Regions from separate parts of the Homo sapiens genome. Here all the other regions are linked to region 1. The links are chromatin loops, found by intact Hi-C in ENCODE. Cell type or tissue: ovary. All regions are shown on one strand. Region 1 overlaps SPATA20 (spermatogenesis associated 20). Region 2 has its middle 15 kb from the start of MIR8059. Region 3 overlaps WFIKKN2 (WAP, follistatin/kazal, immunoglobulin, kunitz and netrin domain containing 2).

The links. Peaks named below come from ENCODE experiments on the same cell type or tissue, not always from the same donor. Only the 100,000 strongest peaks of a DNase experiment are listed, where the experiment ranks them.
Region 2: a loop joins it to region 1, with 5 times the contacts of the local background. A loop is called at or near these places in 20 of 110 quality-filtered maps.
Region 3: a loop joins it to region 1, with 4 times the contacts of the local background. A loop is called at or near these places in 91 of 110 quality-filtered maps.

What each region holds. Positions count from the first base shown.
Region 1 is chr17:50,548,267-50,553,266 of GRCh38, forward strand. It overlaps SPATA20 (spermatogenesis associated 20), which reads left to right. Exons shown (of 17, transcript NM_022827.4): 3 at 17-187; 4 at 288-352; 5 at 544-698; 6 at 777-920; 7 at 1,020-1,221; 8 at 1,719-1,849; 9 at 1,942-2,046; 10 at 2,270-2,344; 11 at 2,442-2,651; 12 at 2,732-2,924; 13 at 3,245-3,413; 14 at 3,703-3,914. Among named protein-coding and RNA genes, the nearest start is that of SPATA20, 3.6 kb to the left of the region's middle. RefSeq lists a silencer at 595-816. In ovary, a CTCF peak has its summit at 2,743 (motif pointing right); a DNase peak (open chromatin) is centred at 2,785; H3K27ac peaks cover 987 bases.
Region 2 is chr17:50,781,425-50,786,424 of GRCh38, forward strand. No RefSeq gene overlaps it. Among named protein-coding and RNA genes, the nearest start is that of MIR8059, 15 kb to the left of the region's middle. In ovary, a CTCF peak has its summit at 1,906 (motif pointing right); a DNase peak (open chromatin) is centred at 1,907; H3K4me3 peaks cover 296 bases; H3K27ac peaks cover 792 bases.
Region 3 is chr17:50,840,142-50,845,141 of GRCh38, forward strand. WFIKKN2 (WAP, follistatin/kazal, immunoglobulin, kunitz and netrin domain containing 2) reads left to right here. Exons shown (of 2, transcript NM_175575.6): 2 at 1-2,212. The coding sequence ends at 878. Among named protein-coding and RNA genes, the nearest start is that of WFIKKN2, 7.1 kb to the left of the region's middle. RefSeq lists an enhancer at 4,279-4,804. In ovary, a CTCF peak has its summit at 1,890 (motif pointing left); a DNase peak (open chromatin) is centred at 1,920; H3K27ac peaks cover 649 bases.

The DNA of each region.
Region 1 (5,000 bases):
CACCAGTCCTCGCCAGGGGTAGCTCCTCCCGGGACAAGGACCGAAGTGCGACGGTCAGTAGTTCAGTGCCCATGCCTGCTGGAGGGAAAGGAAGCCATCCTTCATCTACACCCCAGAGGGTCCCCAACCGCCTGATCCACGAGAAGTCACCATACCTCCTACAACATGCCTACAATCCTGTGGACTGGTGAGCACCTCTCCTGGGGCCCTGCCTGGAATCGCTGGGGTCCTGGGCCCCTCCCAGACCCCCTGGGCTACTGAGTGATGCCCCACCCTGCTGGGTCTAGGTACCCCTGGGGACAGGAAGCCTTCGACAAGGCCAGGAAGGAAAACAAGCCGATTTTCCTCTCAGGTAATGCTCCCACCTTCCCTGATGTGGGGGTGTGGGCAGGGAGTGGCAGTGGATGGGGGAGGGTCCTCTCGGCCTGGCGGGTCTTCCAGGAGACTAGAGGCCAGGACGTCTTCCATGTAGCCAGGGCCACTTGGCCAGCCTCCCTCTGACCCGTTGCTGGCCCCCTGACCTCTCCCCATGGCCCTGTTCAGTCGGGTACTCCACCTGCCACTGGTGCCACATGATGGAAGAGGAGTCCTTCCAGAATGAGGAGATTGGCCGCCTGCTCAGTGAGGACTTTGTGAGTGTGAAGGTAGACCGTGAGGAGCGGCCTGACGTGGACAAGGTGTACATGACGTTCGTGCAGGTGAGCAGCCCTCCTCGGGAGTGTATGCGCCACATGGGCTCAGAGCAGCTCCCCTCACCCTCGCCCTCTCTCCGCCAGGCCACCAGCAGCGGCGGGGGCTGGCCCATGAATGTGTGGCTGACTCCCAACCTCCAGCCCTTTGTCGGGGGCACCTATTTCCCTCCTGAGGATGGCTTGACCCGAGTCGGCTTCCGCACAGTGTTGCTGAGAATACGAGAACAGGTGGGTGTGCCTCCGGGAGTTGGGGGACCAGGGTGGGGGACTAGGAAACAAGAGCCCCTCCCCCTAGCTGACCTCCAGGTGTGCCCCCACCTCCCGCAGTGGAAACAGAACAAGAACACCCTGCTAGAAAATAGCCAGCGTGTCACCACTGCCCTGCTGGCCCGATCAGAGATCAGCGTGGGTGACCGCCAGCTGCCGCCCTCTGCCGCCACCGTGAACAATCGCTGCTTCCAGCAGCTGGATGAGGGCTATGATGAGGAATACGGTGGCTTCGCTGAGGCCCCCAAGTTTCCCACGCCGGGTCAGTGCCCCACGCCCGCCTTAGCCCAGGCTTTGGCCTTCTGATTCCTATGCTGGTCAGGGACCTACTGGCTCCTGGCCTCACCCATAGCTTCCTGTCCTCCTGACTGGCAGTGACCTCCTTGCCCCTAGCCTGTCGGTAGCTATCGGTGAAGACCCGACTGCTGGTGTCAGCAGTGACCCTCTCACCTTAACCTAGATGATGACCTTCTGTCCCCTGACTTGGTCAGTGACCCAGTGACCCTGACTTGGCTAATGACATTCTGGGCTCTAGGGGGACAAGTAACTTACTGGTCCTCTGTGAACCAATGATATTCTGACCTCTGGCTTAGGCTATTACCTTCTGTCCTGTGGGTTGACTCTTGACCTCACAGCCTGTCCAGAGACTGCCTGTTGAGTGAACTCCCAGCCTCTGCCTGGCCCAAGGCCTCCTGACCACCCCGATCTCTGTCCCCACTTTCCCATTCTCTCACCTGCATGTTCTTGGTGCCCCCACAGTGATCCTGAGCTTCCTGTTCTCCTACTGGCTCAGCCATCGACTGACTCAGGATGGCTCTCGGGCCCAGCAGATGGCCTTGCATACCCTGAAAATGATGGCTAACGGGGGCATCCGGGACCATGTGGGGCAGGTGACGGGCACTGGGTGTTCCCTGGAGGGGCAGCAGGGGGCTGTGGGGTGGGGCAGAAGCTGGGACTGGCCTCCAGCTTTGTATCCGCACAGGGCTTTCACCGCTACTCCACAGACCGCCAGTGGCACGTCCCTCACTTTGAGAAGATGCTCTATGACCAGGCACAGCTCGCTGTGGCCTATTCGCAGGCCTTCCAGGTGACCCCTGACCCCAGCCCAGAGAACAGGCATCTCACTCTGGCTGCCCCTCCCAAGGCCTTCCTGGTGACTGTGGCTTCTCTTAATCTGAATCCCCTGTTCCCTCCCATGTACCCACTACCCAGGCTTCCCTCCCCCGCCTGCCTCAGAGAATGTTGCCACCTTCCACCTGGGCCTCCCCAGTGACCTCTCTGTTCACAGTCTCCTTTCTTCCCTTTCTTAGCTCTCTGGTGATGAATTCTACTCTGACGTGGCCAAAGGCATCCTGCAGTACGTGGCTCGGAGCCTGAGCCACCGGGTGTGTGTCCATGGTGGCAGGCAGGCCTGGCTGTGGGAGGGGTTGGGGCCTCCACTGCCCTGTGGGCCGGGGCCAGCCAACTCTCCCCTCCCCACAGTCCGGAGGCTTCTATAGCGCAGAAGATGCAGACTCGCCCCCAGAGCGGGGCCAGCGGCCCAAAGAGGGCGCCTACTATGTGTGGACGGTCAAAGAGGTTCAGCAGCTCCTCCCGGAGCCTGTGTTGGGTGCCACCGAGCCGCTGACCTCAGGCCAGCTCCTCATGAAGCACTACGGCCTCACAGAGGCTGGTAACATCAGCCCCAGTCAGGTGAGGACTTCTGGGGTCACCTGACGGGCCCTGGTGCCTGCCAGGCGTGTGAGCTCGCAGACAAAGGCCATTCTCCTCAGGACCCCAAGGGGGAGCTGCAGGGCCAGAATGTGCTGACCGTCCGGTACTCGCTGGAGCTGACTGCTGCCCGCTTTGGCTTGGATGTGGAGGCCGTGCGGACCTTGCTCAATTCAGGGCTGGAGAAGCTCTTCCAGGCCCGGAAGCATCGGCCCAAGCCGCACCTGGACAGCAAGATGCTGGCTGCCTGGAATGGTGGGGCAGCACACCTGAGACCGAGCCTGTCTGTAGGATCCCCCTTCACAAAGCCCCTGTCTTTCCGGCAGCGGCTAAATGCTCACTCTCCCTTGATTAGCGTTATTATTCTCAGTTGACAAAAGAGGCTTAAGGAGCTTGAGTAACCCGCCCAAGGTCACGCGCAAGGGCTGGGAACCCCGCCATGTCTGGCTTTGGAGCCCAAGATCTTAGGGATCACCCATGGCTCCAGGGAGGTGTTGGGGCCTAAGGTGATAGGGTGGACATGCCTGGAGGGTCCTGGCCAGCTTCTTACCACTACTTGTCTCTCCTGGCTCCAGGCTTGATGGTGTCAGGCTATGCTGTGACTGGGGCTGTCCTGGGCCAAGACAGGCTGATCAACTATGCCACCAATGGTGCCAAGTTCCTGAAGCGGCACATGTTTGATGTGGCCAGTGGCCGCCTGATGCGGACCTGCTACACCGGCCCTGGGGGGACTGTGGAGCACAGGTTGGGGGCTGGGTAGACCGGGAGGGCCCGTCTCCCCAACGCGTCCCCAGCCTACCTCTGCCCTACTTCTCCCCTCCATGTGGACTCCAGTCCTGGCTCTGCCAGGTGCTTGCTGTGAGTTTGTAGCTTCCCTGGGCCCATTTACTCATCTGGGAAGTGGGCTGATGGCACCTGCCCAAGAGGGTTCATCTGGAGGGTTAAGTGAACAAATGCGTGAAAGGGCCTCCTCTGGGAAAGGCCCTCTCTCCTGGGGCTCTCCCCAGCCCCTCCCGTAATGCCTGTCCCCCAGCAACCCACCCTGCTGGGGCTTCCTGGAGGACTACGCCTTCGTGGTGCGGGGCCTGCTGGACCTGTATGAGGCCTCACAGGAGAGTGCGTGGCTCGAGTGGGCTCTGCGGCTGCAGGACACACAGGACAAGCTCTTTTGGGACTCCCAGGGTGGCGGCTACTTCTGCAGTGAGGCTGAGCTGGGGGCTGGCCTGCCCCTGCGTCTGAAGGACGGTCAGTGGGGGTGCAGGGCTAGTCTGGGGTCCTGGGAGGTGTAAGTGCAGCGTGGGTGAAGAGCTGGTGTGGGCAGGAGCCCTCCTGGCTTTGTGTCTCTGCTACTTATTAATGGCGTGATTTTTGGCTGCTGTAATATTTCTGTGTCTCAATTTCTTTTTTTTAAATAGAGACAGAGTCTTGCTATGTTGCCCAGGCTGATCTTGAAATCCTGGGCTCAAGTGATCCTCCCACCTCGGCCTCCCAAAGTGCTGGGATTACAGGCATGAACCACTACACTCAGCGTGTTTTGTTTCGTTCCTTTCTTTTCTTTTTATTTCCTTTCTCTTTCTTTCTTTCTCTTTCCTTTCTTCCTTTCTTTCTTTTCTTTCTCTCTTTCTTTCTCTTTTTTTTTTTTTTTTGAGACAGGGTCTCACTGTCACCCAGGCTGGAATGCAGTGGCATGATCTTGGCTCACAGCAACCTCTGCCTCCGGGGCTGAATCAATTCTCCCACCTCAGCCTCCTGAGTAGCTAGGACTATAGGCATGCACCACCATGCCTGGCTAATTTTTTGTAGAGATGGGATTTCTCCATGTTGCCCAGGCTGGTCTGAAACTACTGGGCTCAAGTGATCTGCCCACCTCGGCCTCCCAAAGTGCTGGGATTACAGGCGAGAGCCACCATGCCTGGCCTGTTTCTTAATAAGTAAAATGGAGCTAACATTGGTACTACCTTACAGGGTTGATGTAAAGATGAATGTAGCTGTTCTGTAAACATGCTTAGCACAGTAACTGACACCCATGGATTCAGATATTGACCAAGGCTCACTTGGTCTCTGCCCTCATGAAGCTTACAGTATGGTAGGGGAGACAGCGAAAATGCAGTAATGATGCAAAAACACATGCACAAATGTGCAGTTAAAATTGTGGTGAGTGCCATGAAGAAGTAGGACGCTCTATGTGTGCCTGCTCCCTATCACCCATGTGCCTTGTCTGTGGTTAAAGGTTTCTTTCCCAAAACTCAAATTTTAGCTCCTCAAAGATCAGGACTTTCTGCCACTGTTGTATCCCCAGGGTCTAGTGTGGTTCTGGCACATTGTAAGTGC
Region 2 (5,000 bases), 230 kb after region 1:
GGCCGATCCCGGCGAGTGTGGCGGCCGCGCAGCGCAGTGGCGAATTCGATCTTCTGGGTCTCCGGGTGGTTCCCACTGGGGCTCTCGCGCCGTCTCTCTGGAGCCAAAGGCCCCCCTCACACGGCTTTCGCCAGTGCATCGCTTTTCCCAGCGGAAGTTCACAGAGACAGGGGGATTGAGAAGGTCTATTTTTTATTTGTCTTTTAAACTGTAGCTATACCAGTGAGTGTGAAGTGGTATCTTATTTTGGTTTTGATTTGCATTTCCCTAATGACTAGTGATGTTGAACATCTCTTCTTGTGTTTATTGGCCATTTGCATGTCTTCTTTAGAGAAACATCTATTCAAATCATTTGCCTATTTTATTTTATTTTATTTTATTTTATTTTATTTTATTTTATTTTATTTTATTTGAGACGGAGTCTCACTCTGTCGCCCAGGCTGAAGCGCAGTGATGTGATCTTGGCTCACTGCAACCTCCGCCTTCCGGGCTGAAGTGATCCTCCCGCTTCAGCCTCTCGAATAGCTGGGATTACAGGCTCGTGCCACTGTGTCAGGCTAATTTTTGTATTTTTAGTAGAGATGGGGTTTCACCATGTTGGCCAGGCTGTCTAGGACTCCTGACGTCAAGTGTTCTGCCTGCCTTGACCTCCCAAAGTGCTGGGATTACAGGCATGAGCCACCGAGCCTGGCCTTTGCCTATTTTAAAATTGGGTTGTCTTCTTATTGAGTTGTAAGAGCCTTTTTACATATTCTGGTTACAAGTCCCTGATCAGGTATATGATTTATGAATATTTTCTCCCATTCTGTGGATTGTCTCTTCACTTTCTTGATGTGCACTTTTTTTTTTTTTTTTTTTTTTTTTTTTGAGACAGAGTCTCGCTCTGTTGCCCAGGCTGGAGTGCAGTGGCTCCATCTCGGCTCACTGCAAGCTCCGCCTCCCGGGTTCACGCCATTCTCCTGCCTCAGCCTCCCAGGTAGCTGGGACTACAGGCACCTGCCACCACTCCCGGCTAATTTTTTGTATTTTTAGTAGAGACCGGGTTTCACCGTGTTAGCCAGGATGGTCTTGATCTCCTGACCTCGTGACGCCCGCCTTGGCCTCCCAAAGTGCTGGGATTACAGGCGTGAGCCACCGCGCCCGGCCTATGTGTTTTACATTATGTTACTTGGTGCACGTTTTATTTTCTGGGGTCTTTCCCTTTTAGCAGTACAAAGAGATCCGTCGTGTTTCATATAATTTTTTGAGCTTCATGTCATGACCTTGGTTTTCTTTTGGTTCGCATGTGCCTGGATATCTTTGCCCTTTTTTTTTTTTTTTTTTTTTTTTTTTTTTTTTTTGCGATGGAGTCTTGGTCTGTCGCCCAGGCTGGAGCGCAGTGGTGGGAACTTGGCTCACTGCAACCTCTGCCTTCCGGGTTCAAGCGATTCTCCTGCCTCAGCCTCCCAGGTAGCTGGGATTACAGGCATGTGCCATGATGCCCCACTAATTTGTTTGCATTTTTAGTAGAGATGGGGTTTCACCATGCTGGCCAGGCTGGTCTCGAACTCCTGACCTCAAGTGATCTGCCCACCTCGGCCTCCCAAAGTGCTGGGATTACAGACATGAGCCACCGCGCCCAGCGGGCCCGTTTTAAAAGTCGATATCATTTCCCACCTGTATCTTGTGAGCATAGTCAACGCTCAGTGAAGGTCAGCTTCCTTCCTCTTGCCTGTCCTCATGAAATGCCCCTTCCCATACCGCCCCCGCGCCCCAGGAGTAGCCTTTGCTGTCCCAGGACTGAGCTCCAACATGGGAGCCCCTCTCAATACCTCCTCTTGAGCCTGCCCCTTTCCTTCCCTGCCATTCCCATGCAAGGCCACTGGGCAGGGCAGGTCCGCACCACCGAGTTGCCATTCTCCGTGTGTCCACCAGGGGCCGCCCCACTCCTGCCTGAGCTTCCTCCAAGAACCTGCATTTTTAATTCAGTCCCTCCCTGGTCTCCCATCTCTCCCAGCACCACCTTTGGGTGTAAAGCCGCAGAGCAGTATTCCTGGTTATCCAAGGAGTCCATAAACTGTCCTGTGGGAAATCAGCCCAATGCACCCTGGCTCCCTCATTCAGCAACTGTGTTGTAGTTTTCTTGTCTGCAAAAAGAAAATAATAATTTCCACCTCACTTAGAAAGAATATGTAGGCTGGGCATGGTGGCTCATGCCTGTAATCCCAGCAATTTGGGAGACCAAGGCGGGCGGATCACTTGAGGCCAGCAGTTTGAGACCAGCCTGGGCAACATGGCGAAACACCGTCTCTAGTGAAAATACAAAAATTAGCCAGGCGTTGTGACACATACCTATGATCCCAGTTACTCCAGAGGCTGAGCTTGCAGTGAGCTGAGACCGCACCACTGCACTCCAACCTGGGCAACCAAGTGAGACCCTGTCTCAAAAACAAAACAAAACAAACAAAAACAGAAAGAAATAATATATAGTTCGGGAGCCTGAGGCACGAGAATCACCTGAACCTGGGAGATGGAGGTTGCAGTGAGCTGAGATGGCACCACTGCACTCCAGCCTGGGCAACAGAGTGAGACTGTCCAAAAAGAAAAAGAAAAAGAAAAGAAAAGAAAAAAGAAAAATAAATAATATATAGTGTTCAGCAATGTGCCTGGTATACAGTAGGTGCCTAATAAAAGCAAGTCACTTTACAAGAGTTCAAAGTCCGTCCCTCCACAACTCTCCCTAAAGCTCTCCAGGCCTGTCTGTTTTCTTAGGTAATGGGTTGGCACCCAGGTTACATGGGGGTGAGATCTCCTTGTAGGGGCACAAGCTTCATGGGTTACAAAGTCAGAAGTGTGAATGTTTCTATTTTCTATAATTGACTTGGATTTCCACCTCCATTTCCCATGTTGCACGATGTGGAAACATTTTTATTACAGAATTCAGGGTTTCCTCAGTCAATTCTTTTTTTTCTGCGACGGAGTCTTGCTCTGTCACCCAGGCTGGAATGCAGTGGTGCGATCTCTGCTCACTGCAACCTCTGCCTCCTGGGATCAAGTGATTCTCCTGCCTCAGCCTCCCGAGTAGCTGGGATTACAGGCATGTGTCACCATACCTGGCTAATTTTTGTATTCTTAGTAGAGACATGGTTTCACCATGTTGGCCAGGCTCGATTCCAACTCTTGACCTTGTGATCCACCCGCCTTGGCCTCCCAAAGTGCTGGGACTACAGGTGTGAGCTACCACGCCTGGCCTCTTCAGTCAATTCTAAGTTTTTGCCTCCCCCTTTGCCCTGGGGTCCCAGCTAATGGTGTCAGCAGGGAGAGGGCTCTGATCTTGGTCGTTCTCGTTTTCTCTGCTGGTATCTGTAAAGATGGTCTCTGGCCCTATCGGGCATCATTTGCTGATTTCCGTTCTCACTGGATTCATTACTGCCCGTGTCCATCCCATCAGCATTCACCATGAGGGCCCGCGGCCCACCTGGCCTCCTTGTTATACCATCCTGATCCTGAGCTTCATGTGGTCCCAGAACCCTCTCTCAGCCACTTCAATGGGAAACTGTGGGGAGGGGTTTGTCTCAGGCCCTCTCTGCCCAGACAAGCCACAGCAGCATGTCTCCTTACGTGTAGAGACATGAGGGTGTTCTGGGAGATGGTACCTCAGTGCCTTCACCAGGAAGTGCCTTCACCACTGCGCCCCTCTACTCCCTGAGCTCTGCAGTGCCCCTACTGCAGCCCAGACAACAGGGCTGGAGTGGGGAGGAGAGAGCCATCGTGTGATCAGTGTTTTTACTGAGGCAAGGACCTCAACTTTGAAGCTAGTATCCAAGACCTAGCTCCACTGGCTTCTCTTCATTTCTTCTGAAACATTCCTGCCCCAAGGACATCCTTGCTGCCACCTGCATTGGGGCGGGGCGGTATGACATGCTAGAGAAAGAAGCCTGGTTAACATTTCCTAATCTAGCTTGGCACATCTTTTGCCCTGTTTTCAGGGTACTCCTAGTACAGACTGACACATGCCCGCCCCATAGCACCCTAGGGAAGTTTATGCTCCCAGTAATGAGTAGGGCAGAGCCAAGGTGGTGGATGAGGTTTTCTGAGGGTTGGTACTCAGCCCCTTCTGGGAGGGGAGACGATCCTGGTTGTAAACAATAGAAAACAACCCTGGTTAACTATAGCCCAAAAATAATTTTCTGGAATGATGATGGATGGTTCATAGAGTCACAGGGTAAACTGGAACCAGCCTGACAAATTGGGCAGGAACCCAGAAGGCTGGGAGGCAGAATCACAGGGAGGGTCTTATGAGGACAATCATGCCAACCTCACAACCATCACTGCCCTTTGATGGTGGCAGCTGGGACCCCAACATTAGAGGAGTGACACCTCAATGGTCCCAGCTTCTCAATAACCCTCAGTCAGTGTCAAAGTCCTAGGCAGGATGAACCAAGGCTGAGTTCCCAAGCACCCCCTGCAGGAATTGGATCTTTGGCCCCCTTAGGCTTCCATAGGGGGAACACTGCCTCCAGCCCATCTTGAGATTTGTATCCTCCCCTCTCGATTGGTATTTGGATGACAAGCAACTAAAATCAGCAAATGCACACATCTCTCTAATTTCCCTGAATGTGCATTTGCCAAGAGGCAGTTTCAAACCTGCCTCATTTGAGCAGTCTACTCAGAGTGCTGTTTGTTTATGCCACTCGGAGAGCTTGCCAAATACAGTGAAGTCATCTGAACAGCCTGAGCGCTTCCAGATAAATACATTGGCCTCCTTTCCATGGCCCCCATAGTAGCTAACATGTACTGAACAGTGGGCCAGGCACTGAGCTCAGCGCTCTACCTGGAGGATTGCCTTGGGCCTTACTGCCATTTTTCCAAGGAAGAGACTGAGGCCCAGTGGTTTACTAGCTTTCCCCAGTTCACACAGGTCTAGATGGGAATAACAGGGACTTGACCCCACACAGCCTGTCGGGCCCTGCTCCCTGGTGATCTAATGGAGCAGACGTTAAACCAATAACCACAGGATT
Region 3 (5,000 bases), 290 kb after region 1:
ACACCTGCACGGCCCGGAACGTGGCTGGGGTCCTGAGGGCTGATTTCCCGCTGTCGGTGGTCAGGGGTCATCAGGCTGCAGCCACCTCAGAGAGCAGCCCCAATGGCACGGCTTTCCCGGCGGCCGAGTGCCTGAAGCCCCCAGACAGTGAGGACTGTGGCGAAGAGCAGACCCGCTGGCACTTCGATGCCCAGGCCAACAACTGCCTGACCTTCACCTTCGGCCACTGCCACCGTAACCTCAACCACTTTGAGACCTATGAGGCCTGCATGCTGGCCTGCATGAGCGGGCCGCTGGCCGCGTGCAGCCTGCCCGCCCTGCAGGGGCCCTGCAAAGCCTACGCGCCTCGCTGGGCTTACAACAGCCAGACGGGCCAGTGCCAGTCCTTTGTCTATGGTGGCTGCGAGGGCAATGGCAACAACTTTGAGAGCCGTGAGGCCTGTGAGGAGTCGTGCCCCTTCCCCAGGGGGAACCAGCGCTGTCGGGCCTGCAAGCCTCGGCAGAAGCTCGTTACCAGCTTCTGTCGCAGCGACTTTGTCATCCTGGGCCGAGTCTCTGAGCTGACCGAGGAGCCTGACTCGGGCCGCGCCCTGGTGACTGTGGATGAGGTCCTAAAGGATGAGAAAATGGGCCTCAAGTTCCTGGGCCAGGAGCCATTGGAGGTCACTCTGCTTCACGTGGACTGGGCATGCCCCTGCCCCAACGTGACCGTGAGCGAGATGCCGCTCATCATCATGGGGGAGGTGGACGGCGGCATGGCCATGCTGCGCCCCGATAGCTTTGTGGGCGCATCGAGTGCCCGCCGGGTCAGGAAGCTTCGTGAGGTCATGCACAAGAAGACCTGTGACGTCCTCAAGGAGTTTCTTGGCTTGCACTGAAGCCCCCCACCCCTCCCTGCCCCCTCCCTGGCCTTCTTCCACCTATCCACCCCAATGCCTCTCAGCAAACTGGGCGAGGTCAGATTAGACAGGCTTGGGACAGCAGGGAAACATCAACCGACGTGTCACAGAAAAAGCCACAGAAGGTCTCAGATCAGCATCTATTCTTTGGGTTCAATAAGGGGTTCATATCTTTTTTAGCTGAGGGGGACAAGAGGAGAAGTCAGTGGACACATGGAAGTTACTCGTGACCACCAGCTTGCTCAGATATTCTCCTCCTCCCCTCACTGGCCCCACACCCCTGGCTCTCCCAGTCACCCTCCCCTAGCCAGTCTCCCAGCAAGGGTTTAAGAGATGGCCGCTGTGTGCTGGTCACAGGAAGTGTTGAATGGATTGGCTTGCAAAGGGGGTAGGTGGGGAGAGATAGGAGGGCCCAGGGACTCATGGGACACCTTTCCCACAGCCTCCTCGATTGCTGTGAGCAGAGGCCACTCGGAGTTAGGGGCATGGGCAATAGCAAGCTGGCGGCAGAGTCCAGCCCAGCATATGACTTGCCCTGAATGGAAGCTGCTGAAACGGGTGCCTTTGGGTGGTGGTCGGCTTGCCTCTGAGGCCACCACGGCACCAGCAGAATACGTATTTCTTCTCCTTGGCTGCACTGGTTTGTCGATCTAGTTCAGTTCAACTCAGTGGATGTTCTCTGAATGCTTACTGGGTGCCAGGACCACAGAGAGATGTTAGTCACTGCCCAGTTCTTAGAGCCCCAACACAGATACCCTCATCCCAGGGCCCCCAGACACACCCCTCCGCTGGACTCACAACTGTCTGGAGTTTCTGTCTGATGGATGGTGTGCTTTCATATGCCACTGGCTTCCTTGGACATAGATCAGACAAAAGCCCCGGGATCTGTTTGGTAGCAGGAGAAATGAAGGAAGATGAAAAAGCAGGCAGGGAAGGGGGTAGTAAAGGACTGAGAGAGGAGGGAGGTGGCTGGAGAAGGAAAAGGAACATTGCTCGATGCTCCCATCTGGTGGCGGCCTCAGGAACCCACGGGAACCTGGAAGGAGGCTCTTTGTGAGACCTGGGCAAAGGATGGGGCAGCTCGTCGATGATTTTTTTGTGTTTCCAGGCTTCCTGTGTGATCCTGGCCCTCCGGCCGCTAGAGAGAGGATTGGGAAACCCCACTGTCAGCTCTGCATCTGCCCCCACTACCCTCCTCTGCCCTATTCTGTCCCTGCCCCTCCAAGCTGAAGAAGGTCCTTGTGGGGCGTCCTCATTTCTTCCTCAAATATAAGGAGGAAGATACCAATTAAAAGCTCATAGTATCAACTGCCCTTCTTGTGTGATTCGTTTGGGTTATGATGGGGGAGGGAGGGAGGTGGGTAGTGTCATTTGCTTTGGTGACCTTACAAGAGGGAAGTCTGGCCACTGGGAGCATCTTTGGGGGATGGAGAGATGCTGGTAATATGTGGGCCCCTTTTGCAGCTCCAAGGCCCCTTAACTGATGCTCAGCTCAGCTCCGTGAGTTAAGCTGAGGTCAGAGAGGTGAGGTGACTTGCCAAGAACACAAAGGCAGGAAGGGGTGGGTGGCCCAGCCCAGGTGTTCTGATCTGTAACCTGCTCTCACCCCAGCGTGACAGCACAGTTGGTCAGGTGCAGTGTCCAGACCCTTCCACCAATGGTGTCAAGTTCAGAGGCAAGAAGGTGGAGGAGATGGGAACGGAGCAGGCAAGGACAGCTGCCAGCTGTGACTCACTAGGGGGCCTCTAGGTGAGGCCTGGTCCCAGGAAGACTGTGTCAAAGCCCTAGGTAAGGTCAGGGTGTGGGGCTTGGTTCCCAGAATGGGGACAGCAGTGCCTTTGGCCCCAGGAAGGCCCACAGCAGCTCCCGAGGCATGGAGACGTGTTCAGCCATGGCACACCCCACAGCCTGTTTGTCCCCAAGAGACACCACTTCCCTGCACAGTTGCCTGTGTTTTCCCGGGCCCCAACCCAAAAGAAGAATCCAGGCCCAGCCTAGCCTGGCCCAGCCCATCTCATCTGCAATAAGGGCGTGAGGAGGAGGTCGGGAGCAGGAAGAACAGAGGCAGAGGATCCAGGGTTTCTCAAGTTGACATCGGGAGAACACTGAGCACAAAACTTAGCCACCAAAGTGGTGTGAGCAGCAGCCACGGGTCCCCACCCTGCTCAGGTCAGGTAACCAAGGAGGGTGAGGATGGTCTCACCCTGTCCTCAGAGGCCCAGGGACATTCTGTGCACCTGCTTCCAGCTCGAGCTCTAGCACATTACCATGCAAGCTGTGGGGGCAATTGTCCACATGCCAGCACCTGTCACCTCCCTTTTCAACCCCATTTGCACAGATACGGGACCTGAACGTGCGGCTGGGCCGGGACAGCAGGGCCCCCAGTCGCACGTCTGCTTCCCTGATGAAGGTGTGAGGTTCAGGAAAATCCCACTGTGGGGCTCCCTCTCACCAGACCACTGCCCACATACAGCCCCAGACCTGGGATCCCTGTCACACTCCAGCCCCACCTGGCAGAGCGAGAAAACTCAGCCCGTGAAGTCAGACTTGCCTAGGTCTGAATCTGGGCTCTGCTGCTTACCTGCAATCTCTCTGAGTCTCTGTTTCCTCATCTGTAAAACAGAGGGTAGTAAGATCACTCTACAAGAGGCTTGGGAGCTGGGCCCTATTAACCGGGTACAACTGGAAAGCCCAGGAAGGAGGACCTGGCGCCGAGTGGCTGCCCCCTGCCCCCTCCCACCCTCGGCAGCTCTCAGCTCAGAACAGACCCCAGAACCGAAAGGCCTCCCCTCACGTTTCTGGGTCTGGGGCTTTGCAGTTTCAAATGTTTTATTCTATTGCTCACAGAGTATATCCAAAGTGAACACCCACTATAGACTGATTTGGGGTTCAGAAAATATGGGCACTTAGGGAATGGGTGGTTTCGAACCTATTATAACTTCTGACCTACTACCTGGCATTCATTTTCTATCCTTGAAACCAAGCCGGGGTCCTTTCTTTCTGTTACCCTAGGCCTTATACAAAGCCTGGCATCTAGCAGGAGCTCAGGAAAGGGTGGATGGAGCTCCCAGGGCCTGGTTGCCAGCCAGTCTCGGGAGGTTGCTTTGCTCAGTCAAATCGAGGAGATTTGGCCCCAGCCTAGGTCCTGGGACATAACGAAATTGAGGCCCCTTTATCCAGGCTAGACTCACCTGTCTCCTGTCTGCCCTGGATACTCACTCCTCACCTTCCTGCACCCACTTGGCTCTCTCCTTCCTGTTCTGACCCTCAGTTTGCCTCTTCAGAGGACTATTCCCGAGCGGGCCTGTCTCCAGATCAGCCCCCAGGGCCTCTGGGGCAGGGCAGCTTGGCTTTTTCCACCCTCCGCCTCCCCCAGCACCTCCAGCCTGCTAGGACACTCTGCTCCATTGTCTAGCCAGCCGCTCCGTAGTCTGATGTCACCCCCCGGACAGTGGGGCTGGAGAGCAGGGATGGGGTGAACCCTGACTAGAGTCCACAGCATCGGTGATTGCCTTAGGCCGTGGGGAACTCCCTCCGTCCCCTTGTCCTATTGTAAAACAGCAGCATGCTTGCGCACGTCCTATGTGCCAGGTACCAGCTCTTGTAAGCTCCACTGCAACTGGAGGAGACAGAAGGCTATTTTGTAGGTAGGAAAACTAAGGCTAGACGGGATAAGAAACTTGCCCCAAATCGGATGAGTGGCAGAGCCAAGACTTGAATCCTGCCAGTCTGACTTCAGAGTTTTTGTTTTGTTTTGTTTTTGAGATGGAGTCTCACTCTGTCACCCAGGCTGGAGTGCAGTGGCATGATGTCAGCTCACTGCAACCTTCGCCTCCCGGGTTCAAGCGATTCTCGTGCCTCAGCCTCCCTGAGTAGCTGGGATTACAGGCGTGTGCCACCATGCCTGGCTAATTTTTGTATTTTTAGTAAAGACAGAGTTTTGCCATGTTGGTCAGGCTGGTTTCGAACTCCTGACCTCCGGTGATCCGCCTGCCTCGGCATCTCAAAGTGCTGGGATTACAGGCATGAGCCACCGCGCCCAGCCCAGAGCTCTTAATGCTCATGTTATGTTGTTTCTCCTAGTGTGCAACACACACACAC